Regions from separate parts of the Homo sapiens genome. Here regions 1, 2 and 3 are each linked to region 4. A link is a loop called in an ENCODE intact Hi-C map of the cell type or tissue named here. Cell type or tissue: Caco-2. All regions are shown on one strand. Region 1 overlaps DISC1FP1 (DISC1 fusion partner 1). Region 2 has its middle 91 kb from the start of LINC02748. Region 3 overlaps DISC1FP1 (DISC1 fusion partner 1). Region 4 holds the start of DISC1FP1 (DISC1 fusion partner 1).

Region 1 (8,000 bases), 180 kb before region 4:
TGATTTTGCTGCTTACAATGATCCCTGAGCACAGAGCTGAAGTCCTGTATAGTGCTCCTAAGTTCAATAAGGCTATGATACGCTTTACGAAGAAAATAGCGTGTTAGATAAACTTCATACATATGTAAATTATAGTGTTGTTGGCCATGAGTTCAATGTTCATGAATCAACTATATATAGTAAATAAAGTGCCTTTAAACAAAAACACATTAAATAGGGTTGTCTGATAATTAGTTGATGAAATATTGTGAACAGAAGCTCACAAGAACATATCCCTGTATTTACCTTTGGAGCAATAGTACAATATTCACTTAATTAAGTGTTCATGGCAACTTTATAGAATATAACTACTGCAAATAGTGAGTATAATGAGAATTTACTGTGTGAGTGTAGTGTTATCTCATATGTAGTTTTATTTATGTAATAGCATATAGAATCAATATAAATCTTGATATATGTTATACATATCATATATAAATCAAGAAGCACATTGGTAGTCTGCTTATTGTTTTCATTCCTAAGACACTTTGATCAATTAGCTATTTGGTAGATCTCTTTGAATGAGATATTCTAATTATCTTTCCATCCCAGTGTAGATTATTGTAATAACTCTGCCCACCTTATCCCTTTGAATTAAGCTGTATATCTGGCCTCTCCATTCTGTAATCCTGTTGTTCCCATTGAAGCTAGAAAGCCCAATTCCACTGCATCAACCCTTATCAACACCTTTGAACTACAATGCACAAGCAGAAAAGATCATAGCATGATAATAATGTTTTAGTAATAGTCACTGAATATGTTTGGACACGGTTTATTCACAACTATAAATTTTACAAATTTATCTGCTATTTGTTTAAACTTGTTAATCACAAAATTTCCCCATTTTAAATATCCACATATACTTCATGCCATAAATCCTTACATACATTGCTAATAATTTTAGGGAAATCACATCATTTAAATGCCATAAGGGCTATTTAAGAGACCATATGATATGAAACAACAACAAAAAAGGAAAAGCTTATTCTAAAAAAAGTATATATTTTAGTCTTTTTTTTTAATTTTTGAAAAGTACTGGCCAAAACCACCTTTCTATAATAAATTGTTATTTTTAAAATAGGTCTTACTGTATATAATTTATTTCACAATGAAACACATATAACTTGTATCAATGAAGCTCTCAAGTATACCACTTGAAAATATTTAAACTAAGACCCTTATAATTATTACTACCATTTTGTTATCACCAATCAAAATCAAAATATTGTAGAAACCAATATATCAGAAACAAAAATGACATTAGAATTGCTTACAGTCTAATTAAGTGGAAAAATACACTTTAAACCTGGAAAAATATGCAGGAACAAAAGCCAAGAATACTTGGTAGACCTTAAGACAGAAATCACTTCTGAAGACAGAACTTGAAGGAGATAATTCTCTAGTTAAGAGATGTTTTCCACTTTTAAGTTGAATTTTCCTAAGCGTTGAATCCATATTATAGAAAATCCCTGGAGAATTTAGTTGCAGCTTAGCTACCCAGCTAAGTAAGACATTATTTGTCTAGAATTCAACTAGCCAAAGGGGTGGAGTGGGAGAAGAAACAAAAAAATTCAAAAGCAGTGCTCTCACAGAGAAAATTCTCTAGAGGCTATAAATTCCTCAATAAATACATGATAAATAAATTTATTTGGAGTGACAAGGCAGCTGCCAAATAAACCTTATCCCTAGTGTGCCTTATAATATCTAAACACTCCTCCAATGGAAATAACAGAAATCTATTTGTATATCAATGTACAGCTCAAAGAATATTTTTCATTTGCTTTGCTCAATTTAACCTTCATATTGTCTTTGAAATATAGGTATTATTATTTATGTCCCTGCTTTGGAGATGAGGAAACCAACTAATGGAATTTAAGTATGAAGAGTTGAGCTGGAGAAAGAGAAGAAAATGGACTCAGGTAAAATTAATTTAAAGCTATGTTTTAGAAAATGATAATGTGAAGAGAATACCAATAACATTTTTTATTCTCCTTTGGCTATACTATGATATTCTAGGCATAGCTTTCAAAAATATAAATATAAATTTAGCTTATAAATGTGTAATAATAGGCTCAACTATGTGCCCAGGCCATTAATTTTATGCTGTTCATTGTACTACTCCTACTACCAATTCTAATTTTATGATTAGAACTATTCTTTATACTGAGGATGGGGTTGGTAGAAGAGAAGAAAAGAAACATTGCAGTGGTTTGACAATTCTGTGGGAAAATAATACGCACTCGAGCTTAAAAAAATTCATTTTGTTTTATTTTTATATGCAGTGAATAAATATAATTTTAGTGTAATATAGATAGTCATGCAGGTATGTTTAGCAATTTATGACTTTGACAAGATGATGAGAAGAGACTGAAGAAAAATAGTCACTGAATGAACAGAGTGACTAAGCAGATGAAAATATGGAGGGGAAAATGTTGAGATTCAGTGCAGGCACTATGGAGGTTCTGGGTAGAAAGTAACTATTTACATTTATTCAGTAGACTATAATAGTCGGCAGACCCCACAAATAATAGTAAGAGTATATACTTTGTTATGTGCAAACTGTCAGGGAATAAGTAAGGAGACACAGTTTAAATCTCTTCACAGTTCAGTGGGCTGCCGCATACATAAATAATATAACATGACATTCTATGAGTGAATCACTAAAGTAAGTTCTACAAAATAGTGATTCCATATTAAATACTGAAAAGACTAAGGAGGTTGGGTTATCCTAGGTATTATGATTGGAATTTTTTTCATCAAGTTGGAGAAGACATGCTGAAAATGCATGTGAATTCATGTCTTGCAAGGTGTTCAGGTCAATCCACCTCCTGTGGATCTCTCAGAAAAACATTACTTTGTGATATACTGAGCTATTATTTTTGTGGTCTCAAGATGATTACAGGCTATGTATCGACATTTGGCTAATGAAACTTGAAAATAATATTTTGTTTAGAAATCAATGTTCTGTGTTGAGTAGATTTTACTTATAATTTTTTAAAGGGCTAGTTGATTACTCTTGCTTTTGCAATTTAGTCCCTAAATAGTTAATTCTTGGGATTCTTGAGTAACTCAGAGCCTTAAATGCTTGGCTAATATGAAAAATGGTCAGCCCTGCAACCAGCAGGAGGCATAAGAGGATTTGATAACTGTTGGAAAAGGCAGCCTAAGGCAACAGGACTCTAATCAGTCAGTGCCACTACTATTGGAAACTCTGAGAGCAGATGACAGAAGTGAGAATCCTCCTTGAGGACCAGTAGGGATTTTGAACAACTATACCTGCTCTTCTTTAACATTAACATATGTCAAATCTCAACTTGTATAAGACATTTCAACTCTTAATTATTCTTTCGGTTAAGATTCCTCCTGTTTTCTCTCTACTGACCCAAGGAGTAAATAAGGCATGTTTGCTTTATGTCTACTGTGTGAATCTGTATCTTTGTGTAAAGATATATTTGTGTGGTGAAAACTTTTTGAAGCTTTACTTCCAGCCTAGAAAATAAGTTTCCAACCAGGTTACTCCAGCTAGTGTCAGGAAACCAGGCATACTAATTAAAGGAAATTTGCCAGGAAACACAAGCAATCAAGAAATTATTGCCTGTTTGTAATTGGAGGGAGAGAGGAAATACTAATTTTGGATTGTGGAGTTATGTGAGTGTTGTGATTGTGTTATTATATTGCAATATACTCATGGGAATTTTAGTACAAATTCTGTACACTGTGAGAGAGAGGAGGATCACACCTGAATAGTGAGATCATACCCTGTATTAGCATCCTGAAAATGTAGCAGCTATCTCAGGAAGGAGCCCAGAACTGGAAGGGAAGTCTCAATGAGGTAGCAGAGAATGGCCATTTATTTTCTCTTAGCTTTGATGGTAAAATGGCCAAGATATTGTGAAAGGAGTTCCCAAGAACTAAATATGATGTTGCCCTTCAAATATTGGAATTAGTAAATTCAATCTCTTTGATCAAAATAGTCTCCTAGTCATGACTAAAGACATTCTTTTCCAACAGAAACTCAGCAATATTCTTAAGCAGTTACCAAGAGAATTAGCATAGCTATCAGTGATGAAACCACTTGAGAACATGGATGATGAAAAAGTACAGACGTGGAAGGGGTAAAGACAAAAGCTAGTTGCACTTTTCTTCTATTATCTAAAGTATTTTCAACTTATCTCTATTCTAGTGTTTCACATAGCATAATAATTCATGTACATGTCTGCTTTCCTCATTGGAACTTGAGCTTCTTGAGAGCAGATTTCTCATCTTTATATGCATAGTTCCTGACCCTGGGCCGGGCACATGGAAGACTCTAGACAATGAATAATGTTAATGAAGGAATAAATAGCACCTGAAAACTAAAGCAACTTCATCTCTATTTAGGGATGAGATGACATATTTGCAAACTAGTGGTTATTTTCATAATTGCCATTGTATTGAGGTAGAAAATAAATGTTATTGAGGTATAAGATTAATAAGTATACATAGATCTGATACTATAAACAATATGAACTAAGAACTTCCCTGTTTGACAAAACTTCCTAAAGTTAGAAGAACTTGGATAGTTTAGTATCTTATATAGAACTGAAAAATATTCCTTCATGCCAATATATGTCTGCCTATAACTGTTATGAACCCCTTTAGAACCATATACACCCCTGGCCACCACCCCCAAACACCAACCATCTTCAAAAACAAGATACAGATCTTATCTATAGAAATGCAAACATGACCAAAGATGCTGGAATTCTCAGTCCTGTCATACAGATAGCTGTGTAGTATTACTGGCAGACAGAAAAACTGAGAAGAAACTTGGAAAGTTAATAAATTGTATAACTCATAAAATCTTTGTGAAAACTTCTAAAACTCTCTGTATGAGGGAAGAAAGGAACTCCAAGTTAGCAGTTAAGCTCCCAGACATGTCTTAGTCAAACTAAGGTTTAAGGAAGCTAAATGAAGCTCGGTGAGTTGCTCAAGTGGTAGAACCAGGACCAGAAAACAGTTTTTTAGACTCTTGGGTTTATGCATCTATTACAAAATGGGCTTTGTCTTTATGGAAAATTTTATCAAGCAATAGAGGCTAATTAGAGTTCTGTGTTAACAAGGATCTGAAGCCAAGTTCTAACTCATTAGAAAAGATTGCTGTGGTTGATTATATATGATCAAAACCACAATGAGATACCATCTCACACCAGTCAGAATGGATATTATTAAAAAGTCAAAAAGTAACAGATGCTGGCAAGGTTGCAGAGAAAATGAAACACTTATACACTGTTGGTGGGCATGTAAATTATTTCAACCATTGTGGAAAGCAGTATGATGATTCCTCGAAGAAATAAAAGCCCAACTACCATTTGACCTAGCAAATGCATTAGAGTGTATATACCTAGACAAATATAAATCATTCTACCATAAAGACACATGTACACAAATGTACACTGCAGCAGTATTCACAATAGCAAAGACATGGCATCAACCTAAATGCCCATCAATGACAGATTGGATAAAGATAACGTGACACATATATACCATGGAATAATAGGCACCCATAAAAAAGAATGAAATCATGTCTTTTGTGGGAACATGGGTGGAGCTGGAGGCTTTATCCTTAGAAAACTAATGCAGGATCAGAAACCAAATACCACATCTTCTTACTTATAAGTGGGAGGTAAATGATGAAAGCTCATGAACACAAAGAAGAAAACAACAGGCAGTAGGGCCTATTGGAGGGTGGAGGGTGGGAGGAGAGAGAAGGGCAGGAAAGATAACTATTGGGTACTGAGCTTAATACCTGGGTGATGAAATAATCTGTACAACAAACCCCCAAGACACGAGTTTACCTACATAACAAACCTTCACATGTACCCCAAATATAAATTTATTTTTGAAAAAAAGAGTGGCCAATTATCAGCTCTTCCTATACTACATTCCCCTGTTGAGGTCTCCAGATATGTATGTCTACCCCAATAGTAACACTGATTTGACTGATTATAAGATCGCTAAAAAATGGAAAGAATTGCTTCCAGCTACAGAGAATTAGCGGTGATGGTAGGTGCCCCCTCTTATACCAGCATACTAGATAGAACTTCATTGACTGGCTTATCCTCAAACGCAGCTTCAGAGATAATCAGAGAAAGAGAAGGAAAAGAGGATATGTTCAGAAAGTGGGTTATGCCCTGGAATTCTCTGCTGCTAAAGAAAAAAAATAAGAGAAGGAATTTTTCATACAATTTATAGAATTTAAAATATTTGCATAATTTCTGTGATTTTAATAGCAAAAATTAAAGTGTTGCAGCTTTTCATACCAACCCTTTCCACCTAACTAAAGTATCTTTATTTTTGAGTCTTAACAATGAAGAGGCTTGCCTTTTGAATGATGGAAGTTCTTCACAAACATAAGACTAGTAATCATTCTCAGGCAATTAAGAATTCTCTCTTTCAGGTGGCCAATTCCATGGACTTGCTCAACACAGCACAAAGACTATAATTTATACATTGCTATACTTAAAGTACTTTTTGGCATATTCTTCTAAGAAAGTAAAAAAAGCATTGTAGCGGCGCAATAAGGTAATTGTTATCTAAATATGTAATATGATCATTCTTATCTAAATATGTAGAGAAAAAAACATGCTTTAAAATGTTATATTGGCTATTAACAATCTCTTGGACACTCATTCATACTAGAGTCTTTTTCATGTGTTTCTGTCCCTTTCTCTGAATGGTCTTGCTGCCCATTACCTTTTTTTCTGGCTGTAAAGGCCTAGTCACAAAGAACTTTCAGAGCCCACTACATTTCAGATCTATTGTCATTTTCAATGCCTAATTCTGTGTGGAGCGGTGTAATTTAAATTCAATTTTAGAGTAATTTTAATAGAACATTTGCATAATACAGTTCTTGTTTCTTGTAATTCAAATCTGCTTACTCCAAATAGGTTTCTCCATGGACACCCCTCAGCCACGCACCAAGTTCTAATACATTTGGCTTACCTGTAATGAGAGTAGGGAAGCAAAAAGAAGCAAAGCCTATGGGAAGAGGACTGAGGTGGGATTTCATAAAGCTATTAATTAACAATACTAGAAGGACCTTGAATTTTCACAGAATTACACATTGTTAAAACAAGCACACCTGTTATCTAATCCTTCCATTCTAATCTCTACTGGGCAACTTCAGGCTCAGACAAGCTCCCTCACGCAATATATTCACATTCGAAAGGGTGATATCATGGGTAATTTTCATCCTGAAATTTGGTGAAAAGTAAACGGAATTTAAAAGGGCCTTTTCTCTATCCTTGACTATCAGATGGCAATAATTACTGCTACCTGCTCTTGTCTGCTTCTATTCCTCATTTGCATTTGTTAGATATCCAGTTGGATTTTTTTCATAAATTGTTTTGGCTATTTTTTCTCTCTCCTTTTCCATAAGCCCTTTTTGGAAATTATTCTGAGAGTAAGGCAGAAGAAATTCTAACATCCTTAAATGTGTTTATTTCCATTCATTACAGAAAAAAAAGTTTAAGAAATACAACTGCATACAGTGGCTGTTATATCAAGAAATGTACCTGCATATATTGATTTTTATATCATTATTATTGATATTTAATATAAGGTTTTTCTCTTTTTCTCACTTCATGGGTATGTAAAATATGTATCATGTTTACCACTCTTGGACTTCTATTAAGAATTATTTAGGTAACCAATTTACATCTTAAATTCATATTTCTTTTCTATTTCTAGATACGCTGCCGACACAAATTTAAGTGGATAATTAAAAAAAAAAAAACAACTTATACCTTCAAGGTGGCTGCTAGTACAAAAGGAGGATTTTGTTACAATTACTCTTTTTTCTAAAATATCCTCCTAACTTGATCTTTTAAACTCAGGTTTCTCACCTGCCCAAAACCATTTTCATGCTACTGCTAAACTTAATTACCTAAAATAACTGTCTGATCTTCTACTACCCACAT
Region 2 (8,000 bases), 1.0 Mb before region 4:
ACAAACATAAACAATCACATAAACATAACCAAAGACAAAAACTGCATGATTATCTCAATAGATGCAGAAAAGACCTTCAGTAAAATTCAACACAACTTCATGCTAAAAACTCTCAATAAACTAGGTATTGATGGAACATATCTAAAAATAATAAGAGCTATTTATGACAAACCCACAGCCAATATCATATTGAACGGGCAAAAGCTAGCAGCATTCTCTTTGAAAATCAGCACAAGACAAGGATACCCTCTCTCACTACTACTATTCAACATAGTATTGGAAGTTCTGGCCAGGGCAATCAGGCAAGAGAAAAAAATAAAGGGTATTCAAATAGGAAGAAAGGAAGTCAAATTGTATCTGTTAGCAGATGACATGATTGCATATTTAGAAAACCCCATCAGCTCAGCCCAAAACTCCTTAAGCTGATAAGCAACTTCAGGAAAGTCTCAGGATACTAAATCAATGTGCAAATATCACAAGAATTCCTATACACCAAGAATAGAAAAGCAGAGAGCCAAATCATGAGTGAACTCCCATTCACAATTGATACAAAGAGAATAAAATACCTAGGAATACAATTTACAAGGGATGTGAAGGACCTCTTCAAGGATAACAACAAACCACTGCTCAAAAAATAAGAGAGGACACAAACAAATAGAAAAACATTCCATGCTCATGGAAAGGAAGAACCAATATCGTGAAAATGACCACACTGCCCAAAGTAATCTATAGATTCAATGCTATCCCCATCAACCTACCATTGACTTTCTTCACAGAGCTGAAAAGATTGCTTTAAATTTCACATAAAAAATACCCCATATAGCCAACACAATCCTAAGCAAAAAGTAAAAAGCTGGAAGCATCATGCTACCTGACTTGAAACTATGCTACAAGCTTACAGCAAACAAAACAGCATGGTACTGGTACCAAAACAGACATATTGACCAATGGAACAGAACAGAGGCCTCCGAAATAATACTACACATCTACAATCATCTGATCTTTGACAAACTTGACAAAAACAAGCAATGGGGGAAGAATTGCCTATTTAATAAGTGGTGCTCGGGAAACTGGCTAGCCATATGGAGAAAACCGAAATTGGACTCCTTCCTTACATCTTATACAAAAATTAACTCAAGATGGATTAAGGGCTTAAACATAAAACCTAAAACCATAAAAACCCTACAAGAAAACCTAGTTAATACCACTCAGGGCATAGGCATAGGCAAAGACTTCATGACTAGAACATTACAAGCAATGGCAACAAAAGCCAAAACTGGCAAATGGGATCTGATTAAACTAAAGAGTTTCTGCACAGCAAAGGAACTATCATCAGATTGAACAGGCAACCTACAAAACGTGAGGAGATTTTTTCAATCTATCCATCTGACAAAGGTCAAATATCCAGAATCTGCAAGGAACTTAAACAAATTTAGAAGAAAAAAACAACTCCATCAAAAAGTGGGCAAATGATATAAACAGACACTTCTCAAAAGAAGACATTTATGTGGCCAACCAACATATGAAAAATAGCTCAACATCACTGGTCATTAGAGCAATGCAAAAAAAAAAAAAACACACACACAACTAGATACCATCTCACGCCAGTTAGAATGATGATCATTAAGAAGTCAGGAAACAACAGATGCTGGAGAGGATACGGAGAAATAGGAATGCTTTTGCACTATTTGTGGGAGTATAAATTAGTTCAACCGTTGTGGAAGACTGTGGCAATTCCTCAGGATCTAGAACCAGAAACACAATTTGATCCAGCAATCTAATTACTGGGTATATACCTAAAGGATTATAAATCATTCTACTATAAAGACATATGCACACATATGTTTATTGCAGTGCTATTCACAATAGCAAAGACTTGGAACCAACCCTAATATCCATCAATCATAGACTGGATAAAGAAAATGGGGCACATATACACCATGGAATACTATGCATTCATAAAAATAAAATGAGTTCATGTCCTTTGCAGGGACATGGATGAATCTGGAAACCATCATTTTCAGCAAACTAACACAGGAACAGAAAACCAAACACCGCATGTTCTCACTCATAAGTGGGAGCTGAACAATGAGAACACATGGACACAGGGAGGGGAACATCACATACCAGGGCCTGTCAGGGGGTTGGGGGTAAGGGGAGGGAGAGCATTAGGACAAATACCTAATGCATGTGAGGCTTAAAACCTAGATGGTGGGTTGATGGGTACAGCAAACCACCATGGCACATGTATACCTACTTAACAAACCTGCATAGTTCTGCACATGTATACTGGAACTTAAAGTTTAATAAATAATAATAAAAAGTAGTAGAAATTTAGGTGTGATGAGAAAATAACAATATTATCTAAAATAAAATGGGGAATGTGTGGTAGACAGGAGAGACCATGTTGGTAAAGTACATTAAGATTGGAAAAACACATCAGAATATTCACATTTTAAAACTGTATTATAAGAATATATATTTTTAATATACATCATGTATATTATAGGAATAGTCTATTACAAGAATAAAATTCTACTGTAAGGGAAAGAATATACAGAGATTTTCCTAGGATGGCATATAAACATAATCACAGAATGTTAGACTGGAGAAAATTATGATAAAGATATAAGCCATATATTGCAATCTCATTTTTACATATGAAGCAACAGGCTTAGAGAGATTCAATGACTTCTCCAAGTTCTTACGTTTTGTGAATGGCAGTCATGGTTAGTATTCACAAACTTTATAGTATATTCTTCCTAAGAAAGACCATACCTTCTATAGAAAGAAACAATAGAATCTCCTTCTATGACTAACTTAAAAAAAATTAGAAAAATCAACTCTCTTGTACATCTTAATAGTCAGAGTCTAAACATTTTGATTTATTTTAAAATCAGCAATAAACTAATCATGTATGAATCCATAAATAGCTTTTAATACTCTGAAATGTTTTTTATCTTATTAATGCTCATTTAATTGTATAGAAATGACATAAAAGACAAATACCTACAAAACTTGTGCATACAATGATAATTGCTGTGTAGCATAAGATCTTTAAATTAGAATCATTAACAGCTGGTTTAAAATATAGGAGAATAAATTGGATTCCATTACATGATCCATTTTCACATATAACTTGACTTCATAGTTAGGATGCTTTAATTCTTTCACCCTTTTCCAGTTTTATTCCCGAACAACGTTAATCTTGTTTTTACACCCAGTATGAAAGTGGTCACTGCTTACAATTCTCCTGTTCTTCTACTCCAGATTCTCTGGTTCTTTCATTGTTTGTCCCAGGAACTTTGCACTTGTTTTTGTTCATACCTAGAATTTTTTCTTGAGACTCCTGCAAAGCTGCCTCTCTCTTATTATTGATCTTCCACCTCAACTCTCACTTTATTAGAAAAGTTATACCTTTCTCACTTTATTTCAGTTTCTGCTTTCTGCATATTTTCTATTGCATCCCTTTTTTCACTTTACATACTACTTTTAACTATCTGAAATTTTTAATTTGATCATTATATGACTTCCCTCTAAGACTAAATTAAACATATGTTCTTTCAGTTTTTGGTTTTACTTGATTTCATTTCCCTACCTTCTCTAGGACATTTAGACTCTTTATCGTGGCATTGTGGGGCTGCTATTTCCTAAGGTAGACATTGCACTCACTAATACTGCCCAAGACACTTTCTTAGCATATCATCTCATTGGCTCATGTGAAGCCTGTATGCATTAAGGTTTTCATGCAAGTTGCTATAAAGACTCTTCTCCCAAATTCTATAGATATTTAATTAACTTTTAAGCAAATTTAAGTGAAGGACTTTATAATTAAGTGCCATAAGAATTTCAAAATATAAGCCAAATCCTTTAGCCATGTCCTTTAGAAAGTCTCTGTAGCGCTCATCTATCGAGAAAGCAGACAAGAAATCCAACATATAGCCCTGTTTAGTTTGCATTCCTTTTTACTTACTGAGCATACCTCATCACTTTAACTCCCCTGTGAAATTATGTTTCATGCATCTAGGAACTCTATATAATACCCATACAAAGGCTGCATTTTGAGTGGCTTGGGGAAATATTTTCAGAATCTTGTTTTGAAAGCAAAAAATATAATAGTGGTGACTCTAGGTGGAATGGCAAATTGCTTGTGTTATGTGTAAGGGAAGCTGTTGGCATGACTGGTGGAATGCTCTTTAGCTATTTGTGAATAAGAGATGCTGTTAATATATTAGATATGGTTCATCTTCCAACTCAACCCATGCCTAATTACACTGTATTGGAAGTTAAGTAGACACTGAAGTTAGGGATGTGGAATCACAGGCAGTGTATCCCCATTGTGATTTCTCCCTAGCACCACACAGTTGTGTTTTTTTAATACTGTAGGGAACTTCATAATTATACATTTTCTGCCTCTGAGAGATCCAGTGTATAATTACACAGTTCAAATACAACAGTGCTGGTTACTGTCAAATGCATGTAGCTACATGGGATTAAAATGTATTTAACCCTAATTGCATAGAAATTAGGTGTTTCTATGCAATGATGGGACCTATTACTTATTTTATTGTGAATGTGAAATGTGCAGGTATAATCTACTCCATTTATATGTGAAGGCAGTGTCTATCTCTGTATGTGACATTGTACAAGAATCCAGTTAGTGTAATGCTTTTGATATTTTAACACATACTTTATAAACATTATACAAGAAAATGAATAAAATCTGCAGTGGGATGTATCTTGGGTACATAGTGCATATTTATCACTTATATATTTTGGAGTTATTTTGCTGTTTTTTCTTTTTCTTTTTCTTTTTCTTTTCATTTAACAAGAACTGTCAGCTAATCTCATCGGTAAACACCAGATGGCGCTGCATTGAATATCATTGCCTTGGCAATTTTCCGTGAATGCTATAAACATTCTGGAGGTGAAGTGCATGTAAGAAATAATCTTGTCCAACTCTCATTTCTCAAATGAAAATACTCAAACTCATAGAGGTTACGTAATTTTTACAAAATTATGTTAAGTGTAAAAGTCTGACACTGCATTCACACCTTGCTGGGTTTTGCATATCCTATCCTATATTACTTGGGACCATGGTTTAGTTGCACTAAAGAAAAAGTAGCACAAGGATAATGGTCAAATTTTAAATCTATGATGTTTCATTTACTAGCTGTATGACAAGTGGGAAAGCCATTTAGCCATCTTCACCTTTAGTTTCCTCATTTGTGGAAAAAACGAAGGATTCAAAACATACTTACTTTATAGTTTTATGTTGATTAAATGTAAACTCTGTATTAAATAGCACAAAATATGCTACACAGGAGATGCTGTAGATATGATTCCCTAGATGAATTTAAGGCACCATACATATTTCCTCATTTTCATAATCCCAAAGCCTTTATTACATACTTAATTTTACTTTACGCTGTATTTAAGATAATTTACCTTTTGCTTTTTAGGAGCTTACACCACAACATAGATATTCTGATGTAGATATGTAGACGAACAGCAGAGTTCAAGTACTCCAAGGAAATAATAAGTAGAAAGATATTAGGCAGTGATGTGTGAAAGGGATATGGTGTTTCAGCTTGACCAGTGCAGGCAAGGGACAATGCAAATTAATTCTCAAGTGGGTTACTTAAAAGCAACTTCACAGGATTGGACTCTCAGACTGTCCACTGATTGGCTCTTTTAATCTCCACTTCAGCTGTGTTCAGCCCATGCATTCTACTCACATTCTTCACTATTACCGCATGCTGCAAACTCTCCATTAGAGCTTCTCCTTTGGATTTTGGTGTCATCTGCATTCTGAATCTAGTCTTTGACAATAGTTAGATTTATGTGCCTAGCCTGGCACTTTTCTATTGTGGCTCCAATTTATTTACATGTAAAATGAAAGGCTGAACTAGATAGATGGTGTCTCTCTGAAATTATGTAGTTCTATTTTTCTCCCGCTCTAGTCTCCAATGACAAACCTTCTCCCCTCCACACACACATGCAAACGTAAGCCTAGTCCAAATGTACTTTCTGGTGGGTCTCAAAGCTCTCTAAAGTGCCAGTATTGTATCTCTTGTCTTCTAGACATTGTTTAATCCTCTCCCACAGTCACAGTACTTTTTCATGTGACTCGTTGTGGCCAGTGAGATGTTAACAAAAGTGATGCAAGCAGAGACTTAATAAACACTTTTTTAATTGACTTGTCTTTTGGAAAACTCGTTTGCAAGCATGAGATCACCATGCAGGACTCATGCCAGAATTGTGGATAAATAGCAAGGGACCTAGACAATAAACAATTACAATAAACAAAATAAATAACAGACATATGGCTCACCCAGCTGTCCTATCCAGCCCCAGCCATTGAAGCCACCTCCAAATGACACCCTAGACCTTGTGATGCCCCCACCCTCATGTCCAGCCCTGTAGTGCTGCCCCATGGTGCCTCTACTCGTTCCAGTCCAATCTGTGGTAGAATCCAGAGATCCTGCAAATCTCTGACTGGTAGAATATAGAGCAAATAGAATGATGGATGTTTTCAAGCTATTAAATTTCTGAGTGGTTGTCACACTTCAGTTGATAACCAAAACAATGTGTAACCTTGTTGACTAGTTTTGGCTTAGCCTCTCTAAGCCTCAATTCCCTCATGTGCGAATGAGGGATAATAATGGTACCAATGTCACAAGATTAGGGTTATTAAGTGAGAATTCATGTTATTAATATGTAACAAATAGTGATTAAGGCAGTGATAGGAATAGAGAAAAATCTCAGTATATAATACTGGTTATTATTAAAGGAAAACACTGTCATGATTTGATAGATTTTGTCCCAAAAAAATCTCATTCAAGTAAAATTAAGGATTGGTTATTAGAAGGTTAATGAAATAACTGTAGTTAATCTGCACAGCTGGCAATTAGAAATTCCAGTGTGGCCTTTGTGACCCAAATATTTCCCAGTTCCAACTGCTGTTTAGTGTACCTGCTGATATTTTTTAGCTGTACCTTAAAAATGAATGGGAAGGACTTGGAGTTTTCTAAATGTTTGGGACTTCCAAAACTTCCCAGTTAATTGACACCTGTTTCTCTCACTCTATTGAAAGACACTAGGTCAAGAGATTAGTAGATTACTGGTGACATGAGGACCCACATTTTACTTCCTTGTTTCCCTTCTTTTTTTTTTTTTTTTACCTATTCCCTCCCTTCTAATTTCTTTATCCCAATCACATTTTCACCAGGTATAAAAACTTTTGCCTGCCTCCATTTGAGAACCAGGTTTGGGTGAAAGAAATGATGGGCTATTGCAAAGCATGTTTAGGTTATGTTATCATGGTGCTTTATTGCATTATAATTCTTTGTTATTATTACCATAATAATATGCTAACTATTTTACACATTTTGTGTATTAGAATACAGATGTAATAAAATGTATACATTATTACTATACACATATTATATATTAAAAACTGCATATCAATAATGTTAAATCACATGCCTGAAATAGCATAATGAATAAGATTTGAACTGGAACAGACAATCATCTATCACTGATGGCATTTTCCCCATGTATATAATTGGGACAATTGTACCTACTACTACAGTCATTGTGAAGATTTTTGGTAATAATACATGTAAATAGCCTATGATAGTGCCCAGTATAGAACTGTTACAGATCTACCTTCTTCCACTCTGGAAAATATTCCTCATCAAATATCCAGGACCTCGTTAGTGGTACTTTGTGTACATGAGATGATCCCATCATCAAAGACCATGAAAAGACCTCACATGAGTCCTTATGACAACTTAGCACTCTATAATGCACACCTGAATTACCTAATATATAAGTGATAAGATGAACATTTGCATTTTTATTTTTGGAGTTTGTTGTTAAATTACTGACCTGGATATCTCTTCTGCTGCAAGCACCATGCTCTGGAGTTTGTTAAGTCTCCTGTGCATTGTCGCTACTTCTATAGATCATTTCTGAGTTACTTTTTATTTCTACAG
Region 3 (8,000 bases), 210 kb before region 4:
CCATTATGTGAAGTTATTTAAATGTTAACATGTTATAGAGGCATCTGTGGTATGAAATACAACAACCCATTTGGTATCAGAAGATCTAAGTTAGCATCTTACGTCTAGTATTTAAAGGCAAAATTTATGTTAAATTCATCTCTGCTATAACAGCATTAAGAGATGCATCTTTAGGCCATTGATGAGGCTATGAACGCTCTGCCCTCATAAATAGGATGAATTCCTTACAGAAGGGGCAGAGATAACCATGTAGGTGCCCTTCTGTTCTTCAACCCCTTTTGTCTGTGAAGACACAGGTTCCCCCCTCTAGAAGATATAACAAAAAGGTGTCATCTTGCAAGCAGCCCTCACCTGACACTGAACCTGCCAGCACCTTGATCTTGGACTTCTAGGCCTCCAGAAATGTGAGAAATAAGTTTATGTTGTTTATAAATTACATAGTCTATGCTATTTTGTTATAACAGCACCAAGACATATGAGATATCAAAAATATTCAAATTTATGGAATCACAGAATAGAATAGAACACAATATGTGGTTAACTACAGTAACCATACTGTGGAATAGATCCTCTTGAACTTTTTCCTTCTAACTGAAATTTGGTATCGTTTGACCAACATCTCCCCAATTCCACACCTCCCACCCACTCCAGCCTCTGACATCCACCATTCTACCCTCTACTTTTTTGAGATCTACTTTTTTGCAACCATGAATAATGGTAACAGACTGGATGCAAAGTGTTCTCACCATAAAAATAATAATGCGAGCTAATGAATATGTTAATTAGCTAAAGCCAGTCATTTCACAATGTATATATCCTTTAAAATAGTGTGTTGTACATAGTACATACGTATAGTTTTATTTGTCAAAAAAAAAAAAGAGTGGAATGGTGGTTGCTAGGAGCTGGGGGAAGAGGCAAATAGGAGTTACTACCAAGCAGTGGGCGAAAAGTTTCAGTAAAGAAAAATATATAAGCTCTAGAGATTTGCTGTGCATCACTGTGTTGCCGGAGGGCTAAGGTTGGTCTCCAGATGATGTGAGATCCCAGCCCCAACCAGTCTAGCTGTTCTTGTCATCAGCATGAGAAAGAATTCGAGGATAGCTCACAATAAAGTAAAAGCCAAGAAGCTTTTACTGTAAAGCAAAAGTAGCCACCTAGAGAAGTGTGGGCATCCTCATGAGAATGAGTTACGCACAGCGGAGTTTGGATTTCTAATTTGATGGGTGTGTCTTTAATTAGGGGGTTGGAATAATCATTAAGTATTCTGGAAAACAGTGGATTTCAGGTCTCCTGGTTACTGCCCCTTTCACCCTTATTTGGGTTTGCCTGGAAGAGTTATGGACATGTCTCCGTGACAAGAGTATTGGTCATTTTCTCTTTGTTCTCCCTTATTTTGGGTTTTCTGTTTTCTTTCTTTTTTTTTTTTTTTTTTGCCTAATTCCTGTTTTAGCTATTGTTTGTTTTTTTTCCATCCTCCTACGACTACCCAGTGCTATTCCTATCTCAATTGTGCCTTTATTTTCACATGTATTAGTCTGTCATTTACTTTCCTTGAGATGTCATTGTCTGCTTTTGTAATCATGATTACAATGGTAACAAGATGGGAAGTGTTGTCTTCTCATTTGTTTTGTACACGATTTTGTAAATAATTGGCATCAATTGGCCTGGCTCGGTGGCTCACGCCTGTAATCCCAGCACTTTCAGAGGCCAAGGCGGGCAGATCATGAGGTCAGGAGATTGAGACCATCCTGGCTAACACGGTGAAACCCCGTCTCTACTAAAAATACAAAAAATTAGCCGGGCGTGGTGGCGGGGGCCTGTAGTCCCAGCTACTTGGGAGGCTGAGGCAGGAGAATGGCGTGAACCCGGGAGACGGAGCTTGCAGTGAGCCGAGATCATGCCACTGCACTCCAGCCTGGGCCACAGAGCCAGACTCCATCTCAAAAAAAAAAAAAAAAAAAAAAAGAGGTATAGAGAAGCTGCAAAAATTAACCACCAGCAGAGCTGACTACAACAAATTTTAAAGGAAAAATAAAAACAATGTATTGTTAGGTCATGATAAATGTAAAGTAGAATGTATGATGATAGCACAAATGTAGAAAGAGGAGAAATTGGAAGTGTGCTTTTTTAAGGTCCTTACATAATACGTAAAATTTAATAACACTTAAAGGCACACTGTGATAAACTGAAGTGAATAATTTAAAATATGAATCATAAGTAAATCAGTTTTAAAAGGTATATACCTAATAAGCCAGTAAAACCCTCAAAAAGGGAGAAAAAAGAATGATCAAATAAAAAACACAAATAATAAAAAGAAAATGGTAGCTTATACCCAATGATATCCACAATAACTTTAAAATAGGCTGAGTACTCAACTAAGAAGCAGAGTGCCAGGTTGGGTGTTTTGAAAATAGTACCATTGTACATATTTCCCTCAAGAAATCCACTTGAAAGATAAAGAACTATGTCAAAATTAAAAGAATAGATAAAAGATACACCATGCAAACACTAAACAAAATAAAGCTGGATTTGAGACCAAAGACTATTACTAAGGTTAAAGAGGATCAGTTCACAATGATAAAGGGATCAATTCATTAAGAGGACATACCAACTGTAAACATTTATGCACCAAATCAGAAAACTTTAAAACACATGAATCAAAAAAGGATAGGACTGCCAGAAGAAACAGACAATTCTAAAATATATAACAGAAGTTCAAAACACATGAAGTAAATAATAACAAAAATGAAAAGATGAATAGAAATATCCACAAGTCCAACTGGAAATTGCAACTCCCCAATACAGTAATTGATAGAACAAGCAGAAAATCACCAAGGACATAGAATACTTGAGCAACAATATCAAACAAATTGACCTATTTAATATTTTAGAATTCTTGCCTCAACACATGCAGAAGGACTCTTTATTTTTTTAATTCAGGTACCTTTGGAACATTTACCAATATAAATTGTATTCTGAGACATAAATAAATGTCAATAAACTTTAAAGAATTAGAATCATACAAAATTTGTTCTCTCATCAAAAAGGCAATTTTCTCTTTGGCCTAAGCTAGAGAAAACAGAATTTCTGTCACTTGCAACCAAAAGATTTTATGATAGTACAGTTGCATGAAAAATTTCTTCATTAGAGCTGAGGTTAGAAAATAGGCTTCTCATTTACCAGCAACTTTCACCTCACTGTGATTAAAATTTTTTCATAGCATTAATTTAGCTTTCTTCTTCTTTTCACCTAAATCTGACTTTCTCTTCCAGCCATTTCACTGAATATTTTTTCACCTTTACCATGGTCTCTCCAAAGTTCAATATGAAGAGAATTGGGAGAATGACCTTCACAATGTTGTGCTGCCAGAAAACATTATTTAGTCATTTTTGGCTAATCTTACGGGTTTCCCCTCGAATCCACATTCTGAAGAAAGAAAGCACATATTGTGTAGCTTAGCTGTTCCAAATTTGTAGGACAGTGGACTTCATTCTTTATTAGATCATGATGTTTCAAATATTCAGTTTAAAGCTATATGGATTCTCCACGAACAATGGTTAAATACACACACACAAACACACACATACACACACCCCATTTGGAAGAATTTCATGGCTCCTAAGTAAAAAATTTTTCTATAAACAGAAATATAACATTTTAATTCAAAATGATTTTAAAATCATTATTATTATTATCATTATTAATAATATGAGACAGAGTCTCACTCTGTCACCCAGGCTGGAGTGCAGTGGTGCGATCTCGGCTCACTGAAACCTCTGCCTCCCGGGTTCAAGCGATTCTCCTGCCTCAGCCTCCTGAGTAGCTGGGACTGCAGGTGCTTAGCACCATGCCTGGCTAATTTTTTTGTACTTTTAGTAGAGACGGGATTACACTGTGTTAGCCAGGATGGTCTCAATCTCCCGACCTCGTGATCTGCCCGCCTCAGCCTCCCAAAGTGCTGGGATTACAGGCGTGAGCCACTGCACTTGGCCTATATTTAAAAATTTTTAGTTATTTTAAGAAAATATGCAAATACTTATTAGAAGCTTTTAATATAATTGTACTATTATGGAATAATGTTACATTAATTTTATTACTCATACAGCAACTACATAATTTTTTAAAATATTAAAAGTGCAAGTCTAAAATATTTTACTAATTAACCTCTGGTTCCTACATAAATAAACCCTGCTATAACTCAATGACTCCACCAGAGGTCATAGTACTATAAATGGAACCATGAAATCGCTGGTAAATATCTTTTAAATTCCCCTTGAATTTCTAAAATATTGAGACACAAACTACAAGAGCCCTGAGAACTATCACACTTACTGATATAAGATGAAACCAAACACCTCCCTTGGGGATTATGTGAAAGGTAAGCCAGAGAGAGTCATCTGAACATTGTAGAAAAATTAGATATGCAAATAATGTCCACCACTATGTAAATCGTGTTTCAATACAAAGGAAAACAATTACAATAGCAGTATTTCCCATTTCTGCACATTTTTATTAATATTTGTTCATTTGACTTTACAACAGTCCTAGGAAGAAAAGAGAGTTATTATTATTCTCATTTTTTTAAAAAGTAACAACGTTCCAGGAGATTCAGTCAATTTCCACCCTAGTTCTATGGCTATGGTTTACTTTTATAAGCCCTAGTCATAAATGGTAAAATATGAAACAAAAAGCATTTATAAATCTGATTTTTATTTGCTGCTGCATTGATGACATAAATAATGGTTTTTAAAGAACTCAAACAGAATTTAGAACATAGAGACCTGTAGGTTTTCTTTAAAACAATAAATAGAATGCTCTTGGGAGAAAAGCATATAGACACAAATTTTTTAATCTAATAAACTGTACTCCTCAAAGTCATCTATCTTGTTACTATCACTTGCAGCAAGGGAGTCTTGGCACAACTGAGAAATCATAAACTCACAAATATAAAATTTAATGAGAAATCAAATAACATAAACCAATCTCATAAAAAGAAATGAGGAAATGAAATAAAAAGCAGCCAGGAAAAAAAAAATCTGACTTTAGCATTTTTGATTGTTTGCCAGGTCACAGACTGCTATAAAAAAACTTCTATTAATGGATGCAAAATTGAAATATTTGGAGAATGGAAGGAGAGATGGCCAGGGTTAGTATTTTTGTTGGATTGATTATAAAATTTATGACAGTATGTGGCAACACCAACACCATAATGTAAGGATAGACCAGATTTTCAATTATTTTTTATAATATTATTACTAAAATTAAAGTGCAGCATATACCAGAAAGACTTCTAGCATGACAGATAATTTGCATTCATATCTCATCTTTTCAGCTGATTGATGTGCTCTAAGTTACTTCACCCATCTAGCTCTATTTTTCCTCATATAATGCGAGATGCTCATACTAACAAATTAAACATTCCCATAGTAAAAGATTAGTAAGCAAATACTGAAGTACCTTAAAGACATACTTTAAATAAATACAATTCAGTACAACTTTCAGTTGTGTATGAGAGTGCTTCAAATAATAATAATGTTTATAAATATTCAATGAATATTTATTGAGAACTTACCATGCTACATGTGTTGGGTACTGGATACTATTATTAGATAGTCTATAGACAGAAAGATATCAAAATAATATGTACATGAAATTTCTAGCACATTCATACACAGAAATAAGTAGTGTTATCTCATTTAAAAGCGTGGCTTTGCTCAATATGGGCAGGAGAAATTTTAAAACTTTGCTTCTGATCATAAAATCAATAATTATCCATTTTGTAGAACTTGAAAATATATAAAAAGTTCTAAAATGACCAGAAAAATAATCTGAAATACTGATAGATTTCCCCTATTAATATATTTCAAAAAGTTATTAATGTGATATTTACACATACATTATATTTTTGCTTTTTGTTTCATTTGTTTTTCTTTTATAATTTCAATTTTATTTTAGATTCAGGGGGTATATGTGTAGGTTCATAATACGGATATATTGAGTGACACTGAAGTTTGGGGTACAAATGATCCCATCACTAAAGTAGTGAGCATAGTACCTAATGGGGATTTTTTCAGACCTTGCCCACTTCCCTCTCTCCCCAGTCTGTCTGCAGTGCCCATTGTTCCCAACTTATGTGCATGTGTACACAATGCTTAATACATTGTATTCAGTTTTCTGTTTCTGTTAATTCACTTAGGATCATGGCTTCCAACTGTATCTATGTTGCTGTAAAGGAAATGATTTTGTTCTTTGTTATGGCTATGTAGTATTCCATGGTGTCTATGTTCCACATTTTCTTTATCCAATCCACCATTGATGGAGCATCTAGGTTGATTCCATGTCTTTTCTATTGTGAGTAGTGCTGTGATGAACATATGAGTGCACGTGCCTCTTTGGTAAAATGATTTCTTTTCCCTTAGGTATATACCCAGTGATGACATTACTGGGTCAAATGGAAGTTCCGTTTTAAGTTTTTTTTGTTTGTTTGTTTTTGTTTTGAGACGGGGTCTTGCTCTGTCACCCAGGCAGGAGTGCAGTGGTGCGATCTCAGCTCACTGCAACCTCTACCTCCCGGGTTCCAGCAATTCTCTGCCTCAGCCTCCCGAGTAGCTAGGATTACAGGCAGGTGCCCCCACGTCTGGCTAATTTTTGTATTTGTAGTAGAGACAGGGTTTCACCATCTTGGCCAGGCTGGTCTAGAACTCCTGACCTCATGATCCACCAGCCTCAGCCTCCCAAAGTGTTGGGATTACAGGTGTGAGCCACTGCACCTGACCTGTTTTAAGTTCTTTGAGATACCTCCAAATTGCTTTCCACAGTGGCTGAATTAATTTACATTTCTACCAACAGTGTATAAGCATTCCCTTTTCTCCACAGCCTTGCCAGCGTCTGTTGTCTTTTGAATTTTTAATAATGGCCATTCTGACTTGTGTGAGATGGAATCTCATTGTGGTTTTGATGTGTACTTCTTTGACAGTTAAAGATGTTGAGCATTTTTTCATATGTTTGTTGGCCACTTGTATGTCTTCTTTTGAGAAGTGTTATGTTCACGTCTCTTTTTAATGCTGTTATCTGTTTTTTGCTTGTTAAATTGTTTAAGTTTCTTGGCTGGGCATGGTGGCTCACATCTGTAATCCCAGCACTTTGGGAGGTCAAGGCGGGTGGATCACTTGAGGTCAGGAGTTCGAGACCAGCCTGACCAACATGGTGAAACCCCATCTCTACCAAAAAAAAAAAAAAAAAAAAAAAAGCCAGGCATGGTGGTGGGCACCTGTAATCCCAGCTACTTGGGTTGAGATGCTGAGGCAGGAGAATGGCTTGAACCCAGGAGGCAGAGGATGTGGTGAGCCGAGATCATGCCACTGCACTCCAGCCTGGGTGACAGAGTGAGACTGAGTCTCTAAAAAAGAAATTGTTTACGTTTCTTATATATTCTGGATATTAAACCTTTGATGCACAGTTTGCAAATGTATTTTTTCATTCTGTAGATTTTCTGCTTACTCTGTTGATAGTTTATTCTGCTGTGCAGAAGGTCTTTAATTAGGTCCCACTTGTCTATTTTTGGTTTTGTTGCAATTGCTTTTGAGAACTTAGTCATAAATTCTTTCCCAAAGCCAAAGTCCAGAATGGTATTTCCTAGGTTTTTCTAGGACTCTTATAATTTGAGGTCTTACATTTGAGTCCTTCATGCATCTTGAGTTAATTTTTGTAGATGGTGAAAATTAAGGGACCAGTTTCATTCTTCCACACATGGCAAGCCAGTTAGCACAGCATCATTTATTGAATAGGGAATCTTTTCCCCATTGCTTATTTTTGTCAATTTTGTCAAAGATCAGATGGCTGTAGGTGTATGGGTTTATTTCTGAATTCTCTATTTTGTTTCATTTGTCTATGTTGGGGTGATCAGACCCAACACCAGGTCGTGGGGGTGACAAAGTCCGGAAGAGTCAAAGGATTCAGAAAAAGACAGTTTGAGAGATAAAGGTGGGACCCAGGGGGCC
Region 4 (8,000 bases):
AATGTATCTTCTACTAGGGTGCCAAGAACACATAATGGGTATAGTTTATTAAGAAAGAAAAAATTGGTGTTTGGAAAACTGGTTATCCACATGCAAAAAAAAAAAATTAAATTGAACCCCTATCACGCACGTACAAAAACCAATCTATAATGAATTAGAGACTTAAACAACATGCAACTGTAAAACTCCTAGAAGAAAACATAGGGAAAAAGCTTTTTGACAGTGGTCTTGGCAATATGTTTTTGGATATGGCAACAAAAGCAAAAATAGATATCCAGTATTACATGAAATTAAAAAGTTCTGCACAGCAAAGGAAGCAATCACCTAAATCAAAAGGCAACTGATGGAATTGGAAAAAGCATTTGCAAACCATTCACCTAATAAGAAGTTAATACCCAAAATATATAAAGAACTTATACAACTCAGTACCAAAAGTATAAATAACTGAATTAAAAATTCGGCAAAGTACTTAAATAAACACGTATCAAAAGAAGAAATTCAGATGGTGAACAGGCATATGAAAAAGTACTCAACATCTCTAATCATCAGGGAAATGCAAATCAAACCACCATAAAATATCACCTTACACCTTTAGGATGACTATTATTAAAAAGACAAAAGATAACAAACGTTGATGAGGCTGTGGAGAAAAGAGAATGTTTTTCCCCTGTCTTTTCAAAGGGACTTTCTCATAGAAACAGTTCATGATTACTAACGCCCCCTCTTTGCGTCTCAACACAGCAATCAGGTTCCCACCCTGCCATGCTACTGAAGCTGTTCTGGCAGAGGTCACATCCAGTCTAATTGCCAAATCCAGTCAATAGTTCTTAGTTCTTGTTTCGGTTCTTAATTGTGCAGCATTTGACAATAAATTATCCATTCCGAAAAGTCTTTCAATTCTTGTCTTACATGACCTCATTCTCTAGATTCTTATTTAGCTTCCTGGCCATACTTTTTCAGTCTTACTTGCTGTGTCCTCCACCTCCCTCTTCCTGAGTTACTGTTAAGTGAATTGCAGTTCAAAAACAGGATGCACATTATGGCACTATTTATGATGTATTATGTATACATAAATATGTTACTGGATAGAGTTGTCCAGGTTCTTGCCCTGTTGAACAAAGAATTGAACAAAATGCAGAAACAAAGTGACAAAAGAACAGAGCAAGGAAAGACAAAGCAACCGGAGAATGCAGCAAGGAAAGCACAGATTTATTGACAACAATTCACAGAGTGGGAGCCGGCTGTAGCAAGCAGATCAAGAGCCTCTCCAATTAGGGTTTTTATAAAGCCAAAATAACTTGGCAACACCCCTAGGTGCCCTTTAGTGGCCTCCAGTTGGTTATACCCTATGAAAGATGGGCCTGCAACCCAACAGAGGCTGAAATGGAAACTTCTGTCTTGTAATCACAGGAGTGAAGACGTGGCCTGTATGCTGCCTAATCTTGCCTAGAACTGGCTGCACCTGCTATTCCTTTGCTTAGAACTGGCTGCACCTGCTATTCCTTTGCCTAGAACTGGCTGCACCTGCTATTCCTTTGCCTAGAACGGGCTGCACCTGCTATTCTTTGCTTACTTATGCCTCAACCCTTGTCTATCCTAATTCCCTATTTTTCTGCCTCAGATATATTATACATAGATATTTAGAGTGTACACATAAAAGTTGTGTTTATGTGTAAGATAAGTGTGAGATATCAATATGTATATTATATATGTGTATGTGTATATATGATACATGTGTGTCAAAATGTTAGGCAATGGAAATAATCTGTGTGAACTTCACTTTAATCATTTCTGTAGCTCTTGAATATGTTTGTAATTATTATTTATAACTCTAAGAATCAATGTTATTACTCCGTTTTCAGACTGCTGTAAAGAAATACCCGAGACTGGGTAATTTATGAAGAAAAGAGATGTAATTAACTCACAGTTCTGCAGGCAAAACAGGAAGCATGACTGGGAGGCCTCAGGAAAAATATTCGTGGTGGAAAGCGAAGGGGAAATAAGCACTTCTTTACCATGGCAGGACAGGAAAGAGACCGGGAGATGGAGGAAGTGCTACACGCTTTCAAACAACCAGATCTCGTGAGAACTCACTAACTCTCACAAGTACAGCAAGAGAGAAGTCCGCCACATGATTGAATCACCTCCCATCAGGCCCCTCCCCCAACACGTGGTAATTATAATTCCAGATGAGATTTGGGTGGGAACATAAGAGCCAAACCATATAAGTCAATAATAAATTACCCACTAATGCTTATAGCTCTTTAATTGTACTTATATGCTGATGATTTCTAAACTGCCCTCTCAAGCCCAGGTATTTTCCCTGAGTTCCAGACCTGGATGATCCATAGTCGAATTTACCCTTAAGCCTTATCGTTTTGTGCCTTCACAGTCCCCAAACCATTCTCTAGGTAATTGCTTTCTTGCAGCTATATCTTTACAACTTTATAATATTCAAAATGGAAAGCTTCGTGAATTATTTGTGTTTCTATTGCTAGTGCCCATGATACATACATAGTGCCTTGTAAAGAGAACATGGTTACTGATACTGGTTGAGTGAATAAACTAAGTGGATTATTCTTTTTTTTTTTTTTTTTTTTTTTTGAGACGGAGTCTTGCTCTGTTGCCCAGGCTGGAGTGCAGTGGTGCGAGATCAGCTCACTGCAAGCTCTGCCTCCCGGGTTCACGCCATTCTCCTGCCTCAGCCTCCCGAGTAGCTGGGACTACAGGCGCCCGCCACCAGGCCCGGCTAATTTTTTGTTTTTGTATTTTTAGTAGAGGCGGGGTTTCACCGTGTTAGCCAGGATGGTCTGATCTCTGCCCGCCTCCGCCTCCCAAAGTGCTGGGATTACAGGCGTGAGCCACCGCGCCCGTCCGGATTATTCTTTATTCCTTGTGGTTTAAGGAATTATCAAAGTATTTTTAGTTAGGGAGTAACATGTTCAGATTTCTAATTTAAGATTAATCTGGATGTATATTAAAAAATGAAATAAGGCCGGGCGCGGTGGCCTGTAATCCCAGCACTTTGAGAGGCCGAGGCAGGTGGACCACTTGAGGTCAGGAACTCGAGACCAACTTGGCCAACATGGTGAAACGCCGTCTGTACTAAAAATACAAAAATTAGCCAGGAGTAGTGGCGCGGGCCCCAACTACTCAGGAGGCTGAGGCAGGAAAATCGCTTGAACCCGGGAGGCAGAGGTTGCAATGAGCCGAGATCCCGCCACTGCACTCCAGCCTGGGCGGGAGAGAGACTGCTGCATCACAGGAAAAAAAAAAAAAAAAAAGTGGAGAGTTTAGAAGGGAGAAGGGAGAAGGCAAGTATAAAAAGTCGCAGAAACTCTATGCACCAATGATAGAACCTTTCTGATGAAGTTTTACCTCTAAGGAACAACCACAAAAAAAAATTGCATTTCTTACACATTAGCTTTTTAAGATACACATTATTTGGTTTAATGACAGGTTGTTTACTGATTCTAAAATAAATCTTTTCTGCCATCTTGTGGACAGAAACAATATTTATTTATCTTTTTATACCAATGTTTAAACTTGGTAGTATTTACTGAGCCTATAATTATCCATAATGTTATTTATTATTTTAAAAGAAACTTCAACTTAACCCTTAAAAATCAAAAAGCATTTCTTCTTCTGCTTTCATGCCAACTTACTTTTAACTCTACATGGACTTTTTATGTGTATATATTTAGTCATACTGTTTTGTTAATTGTAAGATAAATATTTCTAAACTTACTGAAATTTGCTTTTGTTCAATTTTGCTCCAAATTCTATAGGCTAAAGAAAAACCTCAGTGATGATTTCATTGTGAATATACCTATTGAGCTCCTTTCCTATTATTGAGTTCTTATATATTAATTTATTCGATTTAACAAGTATCTACTGAGTACCTACCTTATGTCAGTCATTGCTCTAAACACGGAGGATATAATCGTTTTAAAAAGAGACAAAAATTTCTTCCTTCCAGGAGTTCACATTTTAGTTAGATATATGGAGTGGATTTATATGTCCTGATGTTCCTTAAAAACTTATTTCCCGCTATAACAAACTGATTTGGAAGGAAGATATAGGAGAAATTCTCTCTAAAATAGACTTTTTTGAGAAATATGGTCTGGAATATTCCAAAGTTAGGGTCACGCATATAAAATTTTGTAGAAACTACAAGTCTTAGTAACTTTCTGTATTGATAGGATTATAGAAAAGTATACTACAAATATACAAAAATTCAGTCAAAGAGTTCAAAACTGTAGGTAGTTTATTTAAATCTGAACAAAGCAATTCATTTAGCACTTGTATGCGCCATTTAAAAAACTAAAGTTTAATAAAAATTGAAATGGTATAGAAAAGCTGGGATGTTAGATAATAATGGAAATGTAATTTTTTTGGAAATGCCAGCCATCTTTGCACAAAAAAAATTCTTCTTCCTAATCAACAACGGTTCCGAACACTCTGCCTGTAAACTTGTTTTTGTTATTAGTAGAGCATTTAGTCCATCAAATTCTGAAATATGATTAATTTCATTTTCTGAACCTTTAATCTAAAAAAAAAAGATTCTCAGTAAAAATGCTTATGCTTCAAAATATTTCAGTTTGTCTCATGCCTAGGTCCTCTCCAAAAGCAGAGCTGAATACAAAGGCTTGTAAGCAGATAGTTTTTTTTTTTATTGTTTGTTGTTAAATTATCTCAAAGAAGAGAAGTGGGAAACTGGGAAGAGACGGAAAGGAAGGAAGAAAACTAAACCTTAGAGTACACTGTTGCACTAATTATTGCAGTATTACTTGGGGCTCAGTCTTTCTAAGAAGCCTTGTAGAAATCATCTCAGGTGTATTTTCCACTTGAGACAGAATCAGGGAGAATTTACACACCAGTTCCCATTCCTAAGTTGGACAAGTTTTGCACTATTTTGTGTTTACTCCTCTCACTTCCAGGTGTTTTTTTTGTGTGTGTGTGAGATGGAGTCTCGCTCTGTCGCCCAGGCTGGAGTGCAGTGGCGCCATCTCGGCTCACTGCAAGCTCCGCCTCCCGGGTTCACGCCATTCTCCTGCCTCAGCCTCCCGAGTAGCTGGGACTACAGGCCCCCGCCAACACGCATGGGTAATTTTTTGTATTTTTTAGTAGAGACGGGATTTCACTGTGTTAGCCAGGATGCTCTCCATCTCCTGACCCCGTGATCCGCCCGCCTCTGCCTCCCAAAGTGCTGGGATACTTTTCAGCTCTTTTATGAAGCTATTAAAACCAATTAAGGAAATTTTAAAAGTTAAAAAAAAATAAGATTTTATCATAAGAAAGTGTATTTCACAATTTGGATATAAAAATTTAATAAATTACTTCCATCAAGATTACTGTTTATAGAGGAAACTCAAATATGAATAACATTAGAAAAGTTGTATTCCTCAAATAACTGTGTGTATGGTTGCATGAGTGCACACAGGCATGTGCTAAAGAGTAAAAATATATATTTATGTTTTTTAATAACAACTTTGTCATCTCTAGTTCCTCCTACTCTTTGTATCCATTTAAGTTTTTTCCTTGCTTTGTAGGGATAAAGTTCAATGTATTTTTATTTGTAATCTTTATTTTTAAAAATCACAACTCTCTAAGAATTTCCAAAGTTGAAGGTTTTCTGGCAATGTAAATTTATTAACTGTTTTGTTTAAAGATGTTCAGCTCCTTCTGAAAAGAAAATGCAACTGAATTTTGGAAGAATCATTTATAAAATATGCAATACCATTTTGTTGATTTACAAAATAGTGAAATAGAGTAGTAGTGTTTATGTTGATTTACAAAGTAGTGAAATAAATTTAGTACATTCCTAAAAATTTGATTGATGCTAGGAAGAAAGAGAAGAAAACGTCCAGCCATACTGAGGTTTTGTTTGTTTGTTTTTCAGGAAGGGAAGGAATTCAACATAGGCTTCATCACAAAAAAAGTTCAGTTTAGTCATTCTATGGTATACAAAAATATTTGTAAATTCTGACAGAGTTATATTTTAAATAGTACACTATCATAGTTTAACTAAACAAAATTATAATGCACCAACACTAATCTCAAGTATATTTCTGCTTCATAAATTTCTTAATTTCGTAACATTGTACCATCCTGCTGTGCTCCAACAAAATTAGTATTCATATTATATTCATATTCATAAAACACTTTTATTTTCAATGTAAAATTACTTAAGTGAATTTGTAATAGCATTCACCATATCTCAGATGTACAACCTTTACAGAAAGCAATACAAAAAACAAAATAATAGTGAAGCAACATTTTAAAAAATGTCTAGAAGTATATAAAGGATTTTATATCAAGCTCTCCTTCACATTTCAGGCCTTTGGAAAAAGCTATTTTAAACATGTAAGAACTCAAGGAATATTATTTTCATAGGCTATTTCTGAGGACTCCACTAGAGTACAAGCCTTATATGACCAAAAGAATGACTGAGGAAACTGCAGCCAAAAGATGGATGGCAACCAGTGAACATATTTATTAAATATATTTGTTATAAATGAATAAATAAATTTAGATCAATTTAATATATACTTATAAATTTAGGTCAATTTAATATATACATATATTAAATAATTTATATAATAAATATATTTAAACTATAAATGCATAATAAAGCTGGGCTTAAGGGTGGAAGACTATTATACAAATGCTACATTTACTGACTAATATGGCTTTGCTCTGTTCCCACCCAAATCTCACCGTGAATTGTAATAATCCCCACATGTCAAAGGTGGGGCAAGTGGAGATAATTGAATCATGGGGGCAGTTTCCCCCATACTGTTCTTGTGGTAGTGAATAAGTCTCACGAGATCTGATGGTTTTATAAATGGGAGTTCCCCTGCACAAGTTCTCTTGCCTGCCATCATGTAAGCGGTGACTTTGCTCCTCATTCACTTTCAGCCATGATGGTGAGGCCTCCACAGCCATGTGGAAGTGCGAGTCAATTAAACCTCTTTCCTTTATAAATTACCCAGTCTCACGTATGTCTTTATTAGCAGCATGAGAACAGACTAATACACTGACAAAGTAAAAAAAAAATTAGAGAAGATGGAAGAAAGAAAAACAATGTAATAATCTCATTGATTGTCCTGTAGAAAGCAGTTAAAGGTCACTCAGTTAAAGCTGACAAACTGAACAGTAGAAGCCCAAGTAAGAAAAGAAAGAGGTAATTATATAAAGATATTAATACACAGAAAACCACTGAAACAAAAATGCAAAAGTTCCTATATACCAAAATAAAGACAATTAAAATAAACAAAATAAAACAAAACTTAGTTGACATCATTTGTTGCAGTCTTCTATTTAAATCTCTTTTATCTTTGTGGATTTATATACTTTTTTTTATTCCTACACTATAATTTTGGTGAAATCTGAGGAGAAAATGGCAATAAATGTATGTGTTCAATATGACATGGCTTACCAAAATAAAGTCTTTTTTTAAGCCCTGAGGTTGGAACTTCCTGCTGTATGTAGGTCATCGGGTTAGGTCTGTAACTAATCCTACATGGTATTCCAGATTCACAACTTATCATGAAGGAAGGTGAAAGGTGACTGCTCATCGCTGGATATGCTATGTCTCTGGCTTGGGAGGCTGGATGGATGATGGTACATGAATTGGTTGTTTACCTATTTCTATTCAGCTTCCAATGGTCCTTCTCTGCAAATAAGAGTTGCAAGTTCTTTGTCTAGTTAACACAGTCCACCACAATCTGTATCTAATTTGATTATTTAATCTAATTTTATGCATAAAATTTTTCTGCTATAATGTTTGCTTGTTTTTTTTTTTGAGACGGAGTCTCACTGTGGTGCCCAGGCTGGAGTGCAATGGCACTCCGCCTCCTGGGTTCAAGCCATTCTCCTGCCTCAGCCTCCCGAGTAGCTGGGATTACAGGCACCCACCACCCATCCCTCCCCAGCTAATTTTTGTATTTTTAGTAGAGATGGGATTTCACCATGTTGGTCAGGCTGGTCTTGAACTC

Evidence for each region. Hi-C counts contacts between places; a loop is a spot of excess contacts. Peaks named below come from ENCODE experiments on the same cell type or tissue, not always from the same donor. Only the 100,000 strongest peaks of a DNase experiment are listed, where the experiment ranks them.
Region 1: it touches region 4 in a loop (8-fold over the local background); 2 of 110 quality-filtered maps call a loop at or near these places.
Region 2: a loop joins it to region 4, with 17 times the contacts of the local background. A loop is called at or near these places in 7 of 110 quality-filtered maps.
Region 3: a loop joins it to region 4, with 7 times the contacts of the local background. A loop is called at or near these places in 10 of 110 quality-filtered maps.

The regions. Positions count from the first base shown.
Region 1 is chr11:90,430,210-90,438,209 of GRCh38, reverse strand. The region is part of intron 1 of DISC1FP1 (DISC1 fusion partner 1); the gene reads right to left. Among named protein-coding and RNA genes, the nearest start is that of MIR4490, 120 kb to the left of the region's middle. RefSeq lists an enhancer at 1-245 and a silencer at 3,055-3,349. In Caco-2, a CTCF peak has its summit at 3,153 (motif pointing right); a DNase peak (open chromatin) is centred at 3,179.
Region 2 is chr11:91,245,257-91,253,256 of GRCh38, reverse strand. No RefSeq gene overlaps it. Among named protein-coding and RNA genes, the nearest start is that of LINC02748, 91 kb to the right of the region's middle. In Caco-2, a CTCF peak has its summit at 4,883 (motif pointing right); a DNase peak (open chromatin) is centred at 4,866.
Region 3 is chr11:90,455,822-90,463,821 of GRCh38, reverse strand. All of the region lies in intron 1 of DISC1FP1 (DISC1 fusion partner 1), which reads right to left. Among named protein-coding and RNA genes, the nearest start is that of MIR4490, 96 kb to the left of the region's middle. In Caco-2, a CTCF peak has its summit at 4,250; no DNase peak of the experiment used is centred here.
Region 4 is chr11:90,245,243-90,253,242 of GRCh38, reverse strand. It overlaps DISC1FP1 (DISC1 fusion partner 1), which reads right to left and starts at 2,011. Exons shown (of 7, transcript NR_104190.1): 1 at 1,926-2,011. In Caco-2, a CTCF peak has its summit at 3,497 (motif pointing left); no DNase peak of the experiment used is centred here.